Linked DNA regions of Homo sapiens: all the other regions are linked to region 1. A link is a contact called in ENCODE Hi-C or POLR2A ChIA-PET data. All regions are on one chromosome and are shown on one strand. The core of a region is the stretch at or near the end of the contact, and the rest is flanking DNA. Distances in the headings are between cores, read along the strand shown. Region 1 holds the start of FCER2 (Fc epsilon receptor II). Region 2 holds the start of TNFSF9 (TNF superfamily member 9). Region 3 holds the start of TNFSF14 (TNF superfamily member 14).

The links. Hi-C counts contacts between places; a loop is a spot of excess contacts on that map. ChIA-PET counts read pairs that join two places held with the same protein, here RNA polymerase II (POLR2A). Pooled maps may share reads with other maps.
Region 2: a loop to region 1 is called in a map of GM12878, with 2.6 times the contacts of the local background. The contact joins the promoter of TNFSF9 here to the promoter of FCER2 in region 1. A Hi-C loop is called at or near these places in 1 of 168 maps with a recorded cell type or tissue (GM12878), 4 of 37 single-sample maps with no recorded cell type and 4 of 50 pooled maps. POLR2A ChIA-PET finds 5 or more read pairs at or near these places in 1 of 52 experiments (PC-3).
Region 3: a loop to region 1 is called in a map with no recorded cell type, with 8 times the contacts of the local background. The contact joins the promoter of TNFSF14 here to the promoter of FCER2 in region 1. A Hi-C loop is called at or near these places in 5 of 37 single-sample maps with no recorded cell type and 3 of 50 pooled maps.

Annotation. Positions count from the first base shown.
Region 1 is chr19:7,700,007-7,704,650 of GRCh38, reverse strand. FCER2 (Fc epsilon receptor II) reads left to right here and starts at 2,520. Exons shown (of 11, transcript NM_001220500.2): 1 at 2,520-2,636. It overlaps LOC105372262 (a long non-coding RNA gene), which reads left to right. Exons shown (of 5, transcript XR_936296.2): 5 at 1,530-1,571. RefSeq lists an enhancer at 2,524-2,633.
Region 2 is chr19:6,528,713-6,533,356 of GRCh38, reverse strand. TNFSF9 (TNF superfamily member 9) reads right to left here and starts at 2,331. Exons shown (of 3, transcript NM_003811.4): 1 at 2,054-2,331; 2 at 541-571. The coding sequence starts at 2,320. RefSeq lists enhancers at 1-451, 452-952, 1,554-1,653, 4,424-4,644 and silencers at 2,064-2,133, 2,274-2,503.
Region 3 is chr19:6,668,088-6,672,731 of GRCh38, reverse strand. It overlaps TNFSF14 (TNF superfamily member 14), which reads left to right and starts at 2,572. Exons shown (of 4, transcript NM_001376887.1): 1 at 2,572-2,881. The coding sequence starts at 2,663. RefSeq lists a silencer at 1,443-1,542 and enhancers at 2,113-2,342, 2,723-2,812, 3,713-3,902, 3,963-4,052.

The DNA of each region.
Region 1 (4,644 bases), core at 1,271-3,770:
TGGGGAACTCCAAATCCCCACTCCTGGGTGGGCTACCTCCCATGTCTCTCACTCCAGAAGACACCCCCCTGTGCCCCTACAACCCACCTCCCAACCAGGAGGGGGCTGGGCTGGGCCATCCACTAGGGCTGGACGTTCCCACTGTGTCAGGGAGGGGCCTGGCTGAAATGTCCCCTGGACCCTGCACTCCAGAACAGCTGGGACCATGCTGCCTTGTCTGTCACCCTGGACCGAGTGACCCTTGGTGCATGCCTGTTGAGTGAATGACTGACTCTGGTGGTCTGAGGCTGTTCATTTTGGGTCCCAAAATGTCCCCTCCACCTTGATCTGGGGTAATGGCCGAGGACCAAGATGGTAAAGAAGTGAGGGAGGGTCCGGGTGCGGTGGCTCATGCCTGTAATCCCAACACTTCGGGAAGCCGACGTGGGTGGATCACTTGAGACCAGGAGTTCAAGACCAGCCTGGTCAACTTGGTGAAACCCCATCTCTACTACAAATACAAAAAATTAGCCAGGTGTAGTGGCGCGTGCCTGTAATCCCAGGTACTTGGGAGGCTGAGGCAGGAGAATCACTTGAATCCGGGGAGGCAGAGGTTATGGGGAGCTGAGATCATGCCACTGTACTCCAGCCTGGATGACACAGCAAGACTCTGTCTCAAAAAAAGAAAAAAAATCAAAAAGGAAGGGAAAGAGTTGGCCGCTGAGCATTGGAGAGGTGGCTGGGGGCTGCTGAGTGGACATAGGGACAGCATTTGAGGCCAAGCCAGGGTGGGGTCACTGGGGGATTAGTCTTGAGGGCAGGTCGGGTTGGGGATCCTAAGGGGGGGTCTGCCGTGGTGGCCAGGTGGGAGTGAGGACCCTGGAGGGTCTGTTTTGGGGGGCAAGACAGGAGGTAGAGCCCCAGGGAAGGCTGTCATGGGGGCAGGATGAGAGTGGGGAGGCCATGGAGGAGGCAGTCCCAGGGACAAGGCAAACCAGGCAGGGGGAACCCTAAGAGGGGGATGTCACCTGGTCCAGGGGGAAGAGGGAGCAGCTGTGGGGATGGGGAGAAGCAGGTTATTTTTTTGAGACGAGCCAGGCGCGGGTGCTGGGTGAGCGGTGGGGTGGAAGATCGGGAAGTGCTTGGACAAGGCCTGGACCTGGGCCGGGGTGTCTGGGTGGATGGACGGACTGTCCCACCAATGGGGACACACGAGGAGAAGGAGGAGGAAGCTTGGGAATAAGTCCAGCTGGGCCATGTTGTGAGGACATGGGGATGAAGTCTTAGTTCCAGGATGGGGCTGGGATGGAGTTTGGTGTTTCTTTTCTGTTTTTCTTTCTTTTTTCTTTTCTTTTTTTTTTTTGTGAGACAGAGTTTAGCTTTTGTTGCCCAGGCTGGAATGCAATGGCGCGATCTCGGCTCACCGCAACCTCTGCCTCCCGGATTCAAGCGATTCTCCTGCCTCAGCCTCCCGAGTAGCTAGGATTACAGGTGCCCACCACCATGCCCAGCTAATTTTTTTTTTTTTTTTTTTTTTTTTGTATTTTCAGTAGATACAGGGTTTCACCATGTTGGCCTTGAACTCCTGACCTCAGATGATCCACCTGCCTCGGCCTCCCAAAGTGCTGGGATTACAGGCGTGAGCCACTGTGCCCGGTCTCTCTCTCTCTCTTTCTCTCTCTCTTTCTTTCTTTCATCTCACTGTGTTGCCCAGGCTGATCTTGAACTCCTGGGCTCAAGTGATCCACTCACCTCTGCCTCCCCAGTAGCTGGGATCACAGGCATGCACCACCATGCCCTGCTAGTTTTTATAGTTTTTGTAGAGACAACGGCTTGCTATGTTGTCCAGGCTGGTCTTGAACTCCCAGGCTTAAGTGATCCTCCCACCTCAGCCTCCCAAAGTGCTGGGATTACAGGCGTGAGCCACCGTGCCCAGCCAAAACTGTCCATATTTGACCTGAATATTATCTCACGTATCTTTCTTTCCCCCCGCTTCCCTCCTTCCCTCCTACTCCTCCTTCTCCCTCTCCTTCCTTCTGTCTTTTTTTTCCCCTTCCTCTGCCTCTCTCTCCTCTTCCCTTTTTTCTTGCTGGGACTCAAACCTGGGACATTTGACCTGGGAGCCTATTTGCTCAATCATCAAGAGACATAATCTCATGGTGGGGTGTCTGCTGGTAAGTGCCGGGTGGCAGGATCCCAACTCCAGGCCGTCCTTCTAACCCAAGAGGCCCTGCCTCTGCCTAGAGCCTTCCGTGGCTCCCCAGGGCCCTCTGTGATCGGCCATAGTGGTATGATTCAGTGTGCAGTAACAGTGGTTCACATCTTGACGCTACCACTCACCTCCTTCAGCCCTGTGGGAACTTGCTGCTTAACATCTCTAGTTCTCACCCAATTCTCTTACCTGAGAAATGGAGATAATAATAACACGGACTTCACCCGGGTGTGGGGAGCACCAGGAGAGGCCATGCGTGTAATGTTATCCGGGTGGCAAGCCCATATTTAGGTCTATGAAAATAGAAGCTGTCAGTGGCTCTACTTTCAGAAGAAAGTGTCTCTCTTCCTGCTTAAACCTCTGTCTCTGACGGTCCCTGCCAATCGCTCTGGTCGACCCCAACACACTAGGAGGACAGACACAGGCTCCAAACTCCACTAAGTGAGTACGTATCTGGTGTGTTGGGGGTTGGCCATGGGAAGTGGAGATCAAAGCGCCCTTGGAAGAAACGACCTTGGGCTGAGCCTCAAGGGATGACCAGCAGGAGGTCACAACCAGAGAAGGGAGGTGGTGGGTGGTGAGGGGGCGGGGGTGGGGGCCGCAGTGTGGACAGAATCTCGAGGCATTCGAGTCCCTGATTTGGGGAAGTGAAAGCAGGCCATCTGGTCTGAGATGAGCTTGGTGAGTGCGCTGGGCCGATCATAGAGGGCCCTGGGGAGCCATGGAAGACTCTAGGCAGAGGCAGGACCTCTTGGGTTAGAAGGACGGCCTGGAGTTGGGATCCTGCCACCCAGCACTTACCAGTAGACACCCCACCATGAGATTATGTCTCCAGATGATTGAGCAAATGGGCTCCCAGCTCAAGGGTCCCGGGTTTGAGTTCCAGTCCCACCACTGCGTGATGGGGACAAATGACTTACCCTCTTGGAACCTCAGTTCCACTGAGAGAGGCCCCACAGAATGAGGACAGTCCCCCAGCATCCTGCCAGTAGGTTTACTGAGCACCTACTGTGTGCTGGTGCTTTGAATACTCCCAATTTACAGATGAGCAAACTGAGCTGCTCATCCAGGAAGAAGCCAGGACTCGGACTCAGGTCTGTCCAGCTGCCTCCCTGGACAGTTCCAGTCCCAGGATGGTCTCTGGGTTCCTCTCACAATGTCAAAAGGGCCAGCTTGAGCTGCCGCTAATCAGAGCCTGGCCGCGCCACACCCCACCTCCCTGAGGCTCCGAGAGAAGGGACTTACCTATAGTCAAGCAGCGAAAGAAGGTAGCCCGTGACCTCCAGGCCTGAAGGACCCCAAGTCCCATGCTCCTCAGCACATAGTAGATGCTTTAAAGTCAGAGGACTTGGTCGGGCGCAGTGGCTCACGCCTGTAATCCTAGCACTTTGGGAGGCTGAGGAGGGCAGATCACCTGTGGTCAGGAGTTCGAGACCAGCCTGATCAATATGGTGAAACCCTGTCTCTACTAAAATACAAAAATTAGCCAGGTGTGGTGGTGGGTGCCTGTAGTCCCAGCTACTTGGGAGGCTAAGACAGGAGAATCGCTTGAACCCGGGAGGTGGAGGTTGCAGTGAGCCAAGATGGTGCCATTGCACTCTAGCCTGGGTGACAGAGCGAGACTCCATCTCAAAAAATAAAAAAATAGGCCATGCACAGTGGCTCACGCCTGTAATCCCAGCACTTTGGGAGGCCGAGGCGGGCGGATCATGAGGTCAGGAGTTTGAGACTAGCCTGGCCAACATAGTGAAAACCCGTCTCTACTAAAAATACAAAAATTATCTGGTCATGGTGGCACGTGCCTATAGTCCCAGCTACTCGGGAGGCTGAGGCGGGAGAATCGCTTGAACCCAGGAGGTGGAGGTGGCAGTGAGCCGAGATCGTGCCCCTGCACTCCAGCCTGGGCAACAGAGCGAGACTCCATTTCAATAAATAAATAAATAAATAAATAAAGTCAGAGCACTTTACAGATGCCCTGGGGACATTGGCAGAGGAGAAGGCTGAGGCCTGGGTTATGGGCTCTTAGCATTTCTCAGTGGGACGTGGCACAGAGTAGATGTTTCATAAATGTTTAGAATCCGAAGACCCACTGTGCGCAGCCCGGCACCAAAAACCTCAGGTATGCTGTGATCTCATTGGATCCTATCTTGGCCTCATGAGTTGGGTGCTGTCATCAGCCCATTTTACAGAGGGGAAAACTGAGGCTGAGAATGGTTGAATCCTTGGCTGAGGTCACACAGGCAAGGCAATTATAATAAACGCTGGTGATATTTTTAGCACAGATCACCAACCAACAGTATAGGTGTTCTTGGTATCATCATTTTACGAATGAGGAAAGAAGTTTCCAGGTTAATTAAGCCATTTGTCAAGATCTCATGGGTGCACCTGCTGTGTAGCTCAAGTGTGATGGGCTCTGGAGTGCCCCACTTCTGATCTCAGGCTGCTATCTCTCC
Region 2 (4,644 bases), core at 1,082-3,581, 1.2 Mb after region 1:
GAGTGTCTTGGAAACTGGGAGAGCATGGGGCTGGGGAGGGTTTGGGGAAGGGGCAGGGAGGAGGGTCTAGGGGGAGGGAAGGGGACAGGAGGAGGGCCTGGGGATGGGGAAGAGAATGGGAGTAAGGAGGAGGCTCTGGGCGAGGGGAAGAGGTAGGGAAGAGAGGCTGGGAGAGTGGGGAAGGGGCAGGAAAGAGGGAAGAAAAGCAGCGGGGAAGAGGGTTTCGAAAAGAAGGAGGCCAGAGACACAAAACCAGGCTGGGGGTTGGGGGTGTCAAGCCCCAGCTCTGAGAGGGCAGGGGTCCCAGGTGGGCCCAGATGGGGGTCTGATGGGGAGGCCATGGCATCCAGAGAGTCAGAGCAAGTCAGAAAGAGGGATCGGTGGCGTTCAAAGAGGGGAAGTAGCAGCTTTCAGAGACAGCAGCGGTCAAGGGTCAAAGCCAGTGTGCGGCAGAGCCTCACTCTCCAGGTTCCCCCTTCTTCGTATCCCGGGGTGGGGATGGTGGGGGGCCAGGGACCGGAAGTGGCGGAGGATACTTACCATTTTGGGCCACCAGCTGCGCAAACATGCCCTGTTAAAAGTAGAAAGGAGGAAAGTGGATGGGGGTTCCCCTAGAAAATGGAGGTTCTGTCCCCACTCACTTCAGCTGTCAGGGTCCCCAGAGTCTGTGCCGACCTGAAGCCTACGCTTCCCTTCCCTCCCAACTAAAGAACAGAGACCGCACACACACACACACAAACACACAAACACACGAACACAAACACAAACGAACACACACACGAACACCCACATTAACACACAGACACACGAACAAACACGAACACACACACGAACGCAAACACAAACACACACAAACACCCACACGAACACACACAGACACACACGAACACAAATATCCAAACACACCCACATGAACACAAACACCCACACGAACGAACAAACACAAACACCCACACGAACACACACCCACACGAACACAAACACACCCACGAACACACACACATACGCACCCCCACACGAACACACACACACGAACACAAACACCCACACAAACACGAACACACACACACACACACACACACACACACACGAAGCTGGTGGCTCAACCTGCCCCAAGGACAGATCTCCAAGAATTCAGGAGGGAAAAGCGATCCCTCTTCTTTCCAGCCCCCTTGGGGGTATTCCCCTGGGGGTCTTGAAAGGGAGAGGGGTACCTCAGATGTTGGGGATAAGGCTCTTTGGGAGTTAGCAAAGGAACTGGGGGTCTCCTTGGCGGTCCCAGATAAAGAGGAAGTGCCCCCCTCGGATCGGGGATGGAAAAAAGGTTCCCCCCAGAGATGCAGAGCTTGTGGGGGTGCGGGGTAAAAAGAGGTGCCCTCAATGTCCTAAGTCCTACATAGAGAAAGGAAGCCGTCGAGGGTTGGAGAACCGCGGAGGGTCCCCCGTCCAGGGTGCAGATGGGGTGCCTTGGGAATGCGGAATGAAGAGGGGTGCCCCCACCCACTGCCACATGGAGGGAAGCCAGCCTTTCTCCGACCCGGGGTGCAGAAGACGTATCCCTGAGGGGTTGAGGACTGTGGGGGTCTCCTCCTCCTGGCCTGGGGTGCTGATGGGGTCTCGGGATGCGGAATGAAAGGGGTGCCCTCCCGTGCAAGACGGAGAAGGAGAGCCCTTGGAGGTCCAAAAAGAACTTGTGGGGGTCTCCTCTCCCCCTCCCGGGATACAGATAGGGTCTCGTAGCGGGCGCAGGATGAAAGGGGTGCCCCCCGGACTAGAAGAAGGAGACCCTTGGGGGGTCCAAAAAGAACTGTTGGGCGGTCTCCTCCCCGCCCCCGGCCTGGGGTACAGATGAGGTGTCGTAGGGGTGCGGGATGAAAGGTGTGCCCCCCCGGCCTCGGTGCTAGATGGAGAATGGGAGCCCCGGTGGGTCTCCTCTCCCCGGCCGGGAGTGTAGAACAGGTGTCCCTGGGGGTGCGGGAGGGAGAAGGGAGTCCCAGAGGGGCGGTAGGGGTCTCCCGCGAGACCAGCTACCGAGGGTCGGGGCACGTCTCACCTGCCGCAGGTCCAAGAGGCCGGCGGGATCGTCGGGCGAAAGCTCGGGACCCTCGCGGAGTCTCGGGCTGGCCGCGGAGCCGGGCGAGGCGCGAGCCCCGGACACGGCCCAGGGGCAGGCGAGGAAGACGGCGCAGGCGGCAGCGAGCAGCAGCAGCAGCAGCAGCCCCGCGACCAGGGCCCAAGGCAGTACGCGGCAGGCGCGAGCGCGGGGCGCGGGAGGCCACGGGGCTTCGGGGTCCAGTGAAGCGTCAGAGGCGTATTCCATGACGAGAGACTGCGGGAAGACACAGCGCGCCGCTTTTTATAGCTGCTTGGCTACAAAAGGAGGCCACGCCCCTCCGCCCGCGGCCACGCCCCTCCGCCCGCGGCCACGCCCCTTCCCAGCCCAGAGCCTTTCCCCTCGTCCCCGTGACTCTGCGGAATTTTCTCCACTCGGATCTCTCTCCGCTTTTCGCTCTCCTTTCCGTTTCCGGCCTTCCAAGCTCGGCTCCAGGTTCCTTTCTCCCTGCTGTCTCTCCATCGCCCTGGTTCTCCCTCTCTGCCGCTCTTTCCCGGTATCTCTGTGGGTCTCTTGCTGACTCAGTCTCCTTTGCTCTCTGTGTCTCCCCGTTAACGTCTTTCTCTGTCTCTGTTGATTGCCTCTGCAGTGGGTGGAAAGAGATCTTTCTCTCTCTCTGCCAATTTATGTCTATGCGTGCCTCTGTGCCTGTATTATCTCTGTCTCTGTCTCTCTCTATCTCTGTCTCTAATTCTCTCTCCCTGTCTCTGGCTCTGTTATCTCTGTCTCTGTATCTCTCTGTCTAACTCTGTCTCTGGCTGTTATCTCTGTCTCTCATTGTATCTCTCTCTGACTCTCTCTCCCTGTCTCTGGCTCTGTTATCACTGGCTCTGTCTCTCTATCTGTCTTCTCTCTCTCTGCCTCTGACTCTCTCTCCCCATGTCTGGCTCTGTTATCTCTGTCTATATATCTCTCTCTGTCTCTGACTCTCTCTCCCTATCTCTGGCTCCGTTATCTCTGTCTCTGTATCTGTCTCTGGCTCTGTTATCTCTGTCTCTCTATCTCTGTCTCTGACTGTCTCTGGCTCTGTTATCTTTCTCCCTCTCTCTGCTTCTGTTATCTCTGTCGCTGTCTCTGGCTGTGACTCTCTCTCTCTGTCTCTGTGTCTGGCTCTCTCTGTCTCTGTCTCTGACTCTGTCTCTGGCTCTGTTATCTCTGTCTCTATGTCTCTGTCTCTGTGTCTCTCTCCCTGTCTCTGGCTCTTTTATCTATGTCTGTCTGTCTCTTTCTCTCTGTCTCTGACTCTCCCTATCTCTGGCTCTGTTATCTCTGTGTCTGTCTCTCTGTCTCTGACACTCTCTCCCTGTCTCTGGCTCTGCTATCTCTGTCTCTGTATCTCTCTTTGTCTCTGCCTCTCCCTGTCTCTGGCTCTTTTATCTATGTCTGTCTTGTGTCTCTTTCTCTCTGTCTCTGACTCTCCCTATCTCTGGCTCTGTTATCTCTGTGTCTGTCTCTGTCTCTGACACTCTCTCCCTGTCTCTGGCTCTGTTATCTCTGTCTCTGTCTCTCTGTCTCTGGCTCTGTTATCTCTGTCTCTGTATCTCTCTTTGTCTCTGCCTCTCCCTGTCTCTGGCTCTTTTATCTGTGTCAGTCTGTGTGTTTCTTTCTCTCTGTCTCTGACTCTCCCTATCTCTGGCTCCGTTATCTCTGTCTCTCTCCATCTCTGACTCCCTCTCTTTATGCATCTCTGTGTCTCTCCCTGTCTCTGTATGTCTCTGGCTCTCACTCTTTCTGTCTCTCTCCCTGTTTCTCTCTGTCTCTGATTCCCTCTGTCTCTCTCTGACTCTCTGTCTCTCCCTGTCTCTCTCCTTTTCCTTCTTTAGTCTCTCTTTGTCTCCTTCCCCTCCTCTCAGCACCCCCTAGCCCCCCATCACTAGGACTCCCCCGGGTTCCCCCACATCCAGCACTTCCTAAGAAGGGTCAGGCTTCAGCCAAGCCTCAACCACCCTCACTCCTGGAGCATCTGCCCCCTGATCCCCAACCCCCCAGTGGAACCCTGAGTGTCATGCTCAGCCCTCCTGGCCACCTTCCCCGGGACCCCTGGGCCTTCCCTGGCCTGCCCCCACCCACCCACTGGATGGTTCCCGGCAGGAGCCCCTCGGGACCCTACAAGCAGAAGCTCGGAGAGTCCAGGTGGAGAAATTCCCCTTGCAAGAAAGGGACAGTGTTGAGCGAGTTGGAGGAAACACATTTCCCATCTGCTCTGGCCTGCTGGAGGCGGCCAATCCGGGGCTGGGAGGATGGGCCAAGAAGCGGTGAAAACTTGGCCCCAAAAGAGGAAGCACTCCCAGATGGAGAGGGACGTGACCCGGGGAAAGCCCTTGGCTGGTGTTGAAGTCCTGGTCTGCCCAGACCAGTGTGGGTCCACAATGGCCAACTCCCTTCCCATCTCCCAGCCCCATGGGAGATGGGAGGGTAGACCACGCCTTTCATCCCTCTGCTAGCAGAAGTCAACAGCCCATAAAATAAAGGGACTTTTGTTTTGCTTTCAGATACAAGGTCTTGCTCTGTCGCCCAAGCTGGAGTGCAGT
Region 3 (4,644 bases), core at 1,323-3,822, 1.0 Mb after region 1:
TCTCTCTAGTTTTCCATGTCTGTCTCTTCTCTGACTCTGTATCTTTGTCTGTCTCTACAGATCTCTTTTTTTTTTTTTTTTTTTGAGACAGTCTCATGCCATTGCCCAGCCTGGAGTGCAGTGGCACAATCTCAGTTCATTGCAACTTGTGCCTCCCGGGTTCAAGTGATTCTTGAGCCTCAGCCTCCCAAGTAGCTGGGATTACAGAAGTGTGCCACCACACCTAGCTAATTTTTTATTTTTTATTTTTGTATTTTTGATAGAGACAGGGTTTCCCCATATTGGCCAGGCTGGCCTCGAACTCGCGACCTCAGGTGATCCACATGCCTCAGCCTCCCAAAGTGCTGGGATTACAGGCGTGAGCCACCGCACCCAGCCTATAGATCCCATCTCTATCTCTCTGTGTATCTTCTATTGGTTCTGTCTCTCGGGAGACACCTGACCAATTCAGGGAGGGCTCCTGTGAGAAGTTTCTTGAGTCAAGACGCAGATGAGCAGGGGGAGCCTGCTTTGGAGATCTAGGGAAGATGGTTCCCAGCAGCAGGAAGAGGAAGTGCAAAGACCCAGGATATCTGTCTGGGGCAGAGTGAGCAAAAGCACGAGGGTCCAACCACAGAGGCCCCAGTGAAGGGCACTTCGTGTCTTAGCCTAAGCTCAGGGGCAAGCTGGCAGCAAACTGTATCTATAAAGGGCCACATAAGTGTTTTTGGCTTTCAGGGCCAAGAGGTAAAATCAAGGATATTACAAAGATACTTATGAAACAAGACAGAAGCCAAGTGCAGTGGCTCACGCCTGTAATTCTAGCATTTTGGGAGGCTGAGGTGGGCAGATCACCTGAGGTCAGGAGTTCGAGACCAGCCTGGCCAACATATAGACAACATATATGTTACAACATATATAATGGCCAACATATAATACAAAAATTAGCTATGCATGGTGGTGGGCGCCTGTAATCCCAGCTACTCAGGAGGCTGAGGCAGGAAAATTGCTTGAATCCGGGAGGCAGAGGTTGCAGTGAGCCAAAATGGCACCACTGCACTCCAGCCTGGGTGACAAAGTGAGACTCTGCCTCAAAAAAAAAAAGAAAGAAAAAGGCTGGGTGCGGTGGCTTATGCCTGTAATCCCAGCACTTTGGGAGGCCAAGGCAGGCGGATCACGAGGTCAGGAGATTGAGACCATCCTGGCTAACACGGTGAAACCCCGTCTCTACTAAAAATACAAAAAATTAGCTGGGTGCGGTGGTGGGCGCCTGTAGTCCCAGCTACTCAGGAGGCTGAGGCAGGAGAATGGCGTGAACCTGGGAGGCGGAGCTTGCAGTGAGCCGAGATCGCACCACTGCACTCCAGCCTGGGCGACAGAGCGAGACTCCGTCTCGAAAAAAAAAAAAATCCACGCTTGAATGCATGCACACTCATACATGGACCTCCCCACACACATGAACACACCCGTGCAAGTGCGCACACACACATACACGCACCAATGCACAGGCACACACACATGCACACACCTGCACACAGCACATATATGCACACCCACTTGCACATGTGATGCATGTTCACACATACACACACGTGCACATGCATGCATGTACATGGACCACATGCACATGCACACAGATGACCATACACATATGCATGCACCTGCCCACATATGCACGCACATTTACATGCCAGCACATGTATGATACACAGGCATGCGCCTGCACATGTGTACATGATACACACTTGCATGCACACAACTGAATACACACATTCACATGCACACACTGCACACATATATGCATGCAGACAAGCACACACACAGAGCACACATCCACTCCTTTATTCCACTCTTGTGTTTTTCACTGCACTTGTCACATCAAAACACAACAGAAGGCCGGGCATGGTGCGGCTCACGTTTGTAATCCCAGCACTTTGGGAGGCTGAGGTGGGTGGATCGCTTGAGGTCAGGAGTTCGAGACCAGCCTGACCGACATGGTGAAAACCCATCTCTACTAAAAATACAAAAAGCAGCCAGGCGTGGTGGCACGCGCCTGTAATCCCCGCTACTTGGGAGGCTGAGGCAGGAGAATTGCTTGAACCCAGGAGGTGGAGGTTGTAGTAAGCTGAGATCGCGCCACTGCACTCCAGCCTGGGCAACAGAGCGAGACTCCATCTCAAAAACAAAACAAATAAACGAACAAAAAAACCCACAACGTATTATTTTCTTGTTTACGAGGTTTCTTGTCTCTCTGGCTCCACCAGAAGAGGAGCAGGGACCCTTCTTGCTGTTGTTCATTGCTGCATCCCCCACACCGAGAGCAGAGCCTGGCATGGGCAGAAAGTCCTCAGTCGATATTTGGTGGCCCCAAGCGAATGAAGCATCCAAGAAGGGAAAGCTGGGGGCTCCCCACTGCACTTGCCACCTGAGTCACATTTTCAGAAGCCTCTGGAAAGTGTGAGAGTCTGTATGAGTGAGAGTGAGACAGGGCCAAGACCGGGGGCGGCGGGTACCGGAAGAAGAGGAGGGTGAGTGGGGGAAGGGGTGGGGCTGAACCCCAGCTCTAAAGGCGGCCCACGGGTGCCTGTCCGCAGCGTGCACAGCCCAGGAGTGTTGAGCAATTTCGGTTTCCTCTGAGGTTGAAGGACCCAGGCGTGTCAGCCCTGCTCCAGACACCTTGGGCATGGAGGAGAGTGTCGTACGGCCCTCAGTGTTTGTGGTGGATGGACAGACCGACATCCCATTCACGAGGCTGGGACGAAGCCACCGGAGACAGTCGTGCAGTGTGGCCCGGGTGGGTCTGGGTCTCTTGCTGTTGCTGATGGGGGCCGGGCTGGCCGTCCAAGGCTGGTTCCTCCTGCAGCTGCACTGGCGTCTAGGAGAGATGGTCACCCGCCTGCCTGTGAGTGGGACCGGGGGGCTGAGAGCAGGTGGAGGTGAGGGGGGCTCCCCTGTGTCATTGTGGGTCACTGTGTGTCTGTGTGTGTGTGTGTGTGTGTGTGTGTGTGTGTGTGTAGGACAGGGCACAGGCTGAGAGCAGCTGGCTTGACTGGTTGCTGCTCCCAGCCTTGGGCAAGTGAATTCACCTCTCTGAACCTCAGTGTCTTCATCTACAAAATAAGGGCAGTCTCTTCATAGGGGACGAAGTATGCTATGGCATGTGTAGTACCAGACGATGCCAGCTCCACCCGTCGGAACTGACACCCCAACACTGCCATGCACACCCCTGTGCACACACGCATGCATTTTCTCTGTACTTTTTTATTTTTGAGACGGAGTTTCACTCTCGTTGCCCAGGCTGGAGTGCAATGGCATGATCTCTGCTCACCGCAACCTCTGCCTCCCGGGTTCAAGTGATTCTCCTGCCTCAGCCTCCCGAGTAGCTGGGATTACAGGCATGCGCCACCACGCCTGGCCAATTTTGTATTTTTAGTAGAGATGGGGCTTCTCTATGTTTGTCAGGCTGGTCTCAAACTCCCGACCTCAGGAGATCCACCCGCCTCAGCCTCCCAAAGTGCTGGGATTACAGGTGTGAGCCACTGCGCCTGGCCTTCTCTGGTACTCTTATTACTGTTACTGCGATTGTCATTAATTCTCTGACCATTTCCATCTGTGGAAATTTCTCGGTCTGCTTCCAGCTGGCTGTGGATGTGTCCGCCTGTCTGTGTGCCTCACCTGGGGGTCTATGTGTGCCCAACACCATACCCCTGTGGGCTTGGCCCCTTTTGTGTCCTGGGTCTGGATCCGGTGGCCACACATTCGTGTCCATATACCCATGTGGACGTATGTGCGTGTACCCACATGTCCACACACCCGCCTAGCTGCAGCCGGTGTATTCACGTTGTCTGTCTTTGTCTCTGGGTCTCTGTGTCTGTAGACGCACATGGATCCATAAACCACAAACCACATGTCCACGCATCTGAGCCCACATGTGTCTTCTCAGCGTCATGATGATGTTGAGGTCTGTGCCCTGTGGCAGGTGCTATATCCCAAGGGTGGTGTCCATGTGTCCAGCCATCTCGCTGTCTGCATTTTTTTTTTTTTGAGACAAGGTTTCTCTCCCATAGCCCAGGCTGTAGTGTAGTGGTGCAGTCTTGGCTCACTACAACCCCACCTCCCAGGTTCAAGTGATTCCCTTGTCTCAGCCTCCTGAGCAGTAGCTGGGATCACAGGCATCCGCCACCGTGCCTGGCTAATTTGTGTATTTTTAGTACAGACGGGGTTTCACCATGTTGGCCAGACTTGTCTCGAACTCCTGACCTCAAGTGATCCACCTGCCTCAGCCTCCCAAAGTGCTGGGATTACAGGTGTGAGCCACCACGCCTGGCCTTGTCCCTGTATTTTTAAATATTACTTATTTATTTAATTAATTACATATTTATTTATCTTAGAGACTGTGTCTCACTCTGCTTCCCAGGCTAGAGTGGAGTGGCACGATCATAGCTCACTGCAGCCTTGAACTCCTGGGCTCAAGCAAGCCTCCTGTCCCAGCTTCATGAGTAGCTGGGACTACAGGCATGCACCACCATGCCTGGCTAATCTTAAAAATTTTTTGTAGAGATGAGGTCTTGTTGTGTTGCCCAGGCTGGTCTTAAACTCCTGGCCTCAAGCTGTCCTCCCACTTTGGCCTCCCAAAGTGCTGGGATTACAGGTGTAAGCCACTGC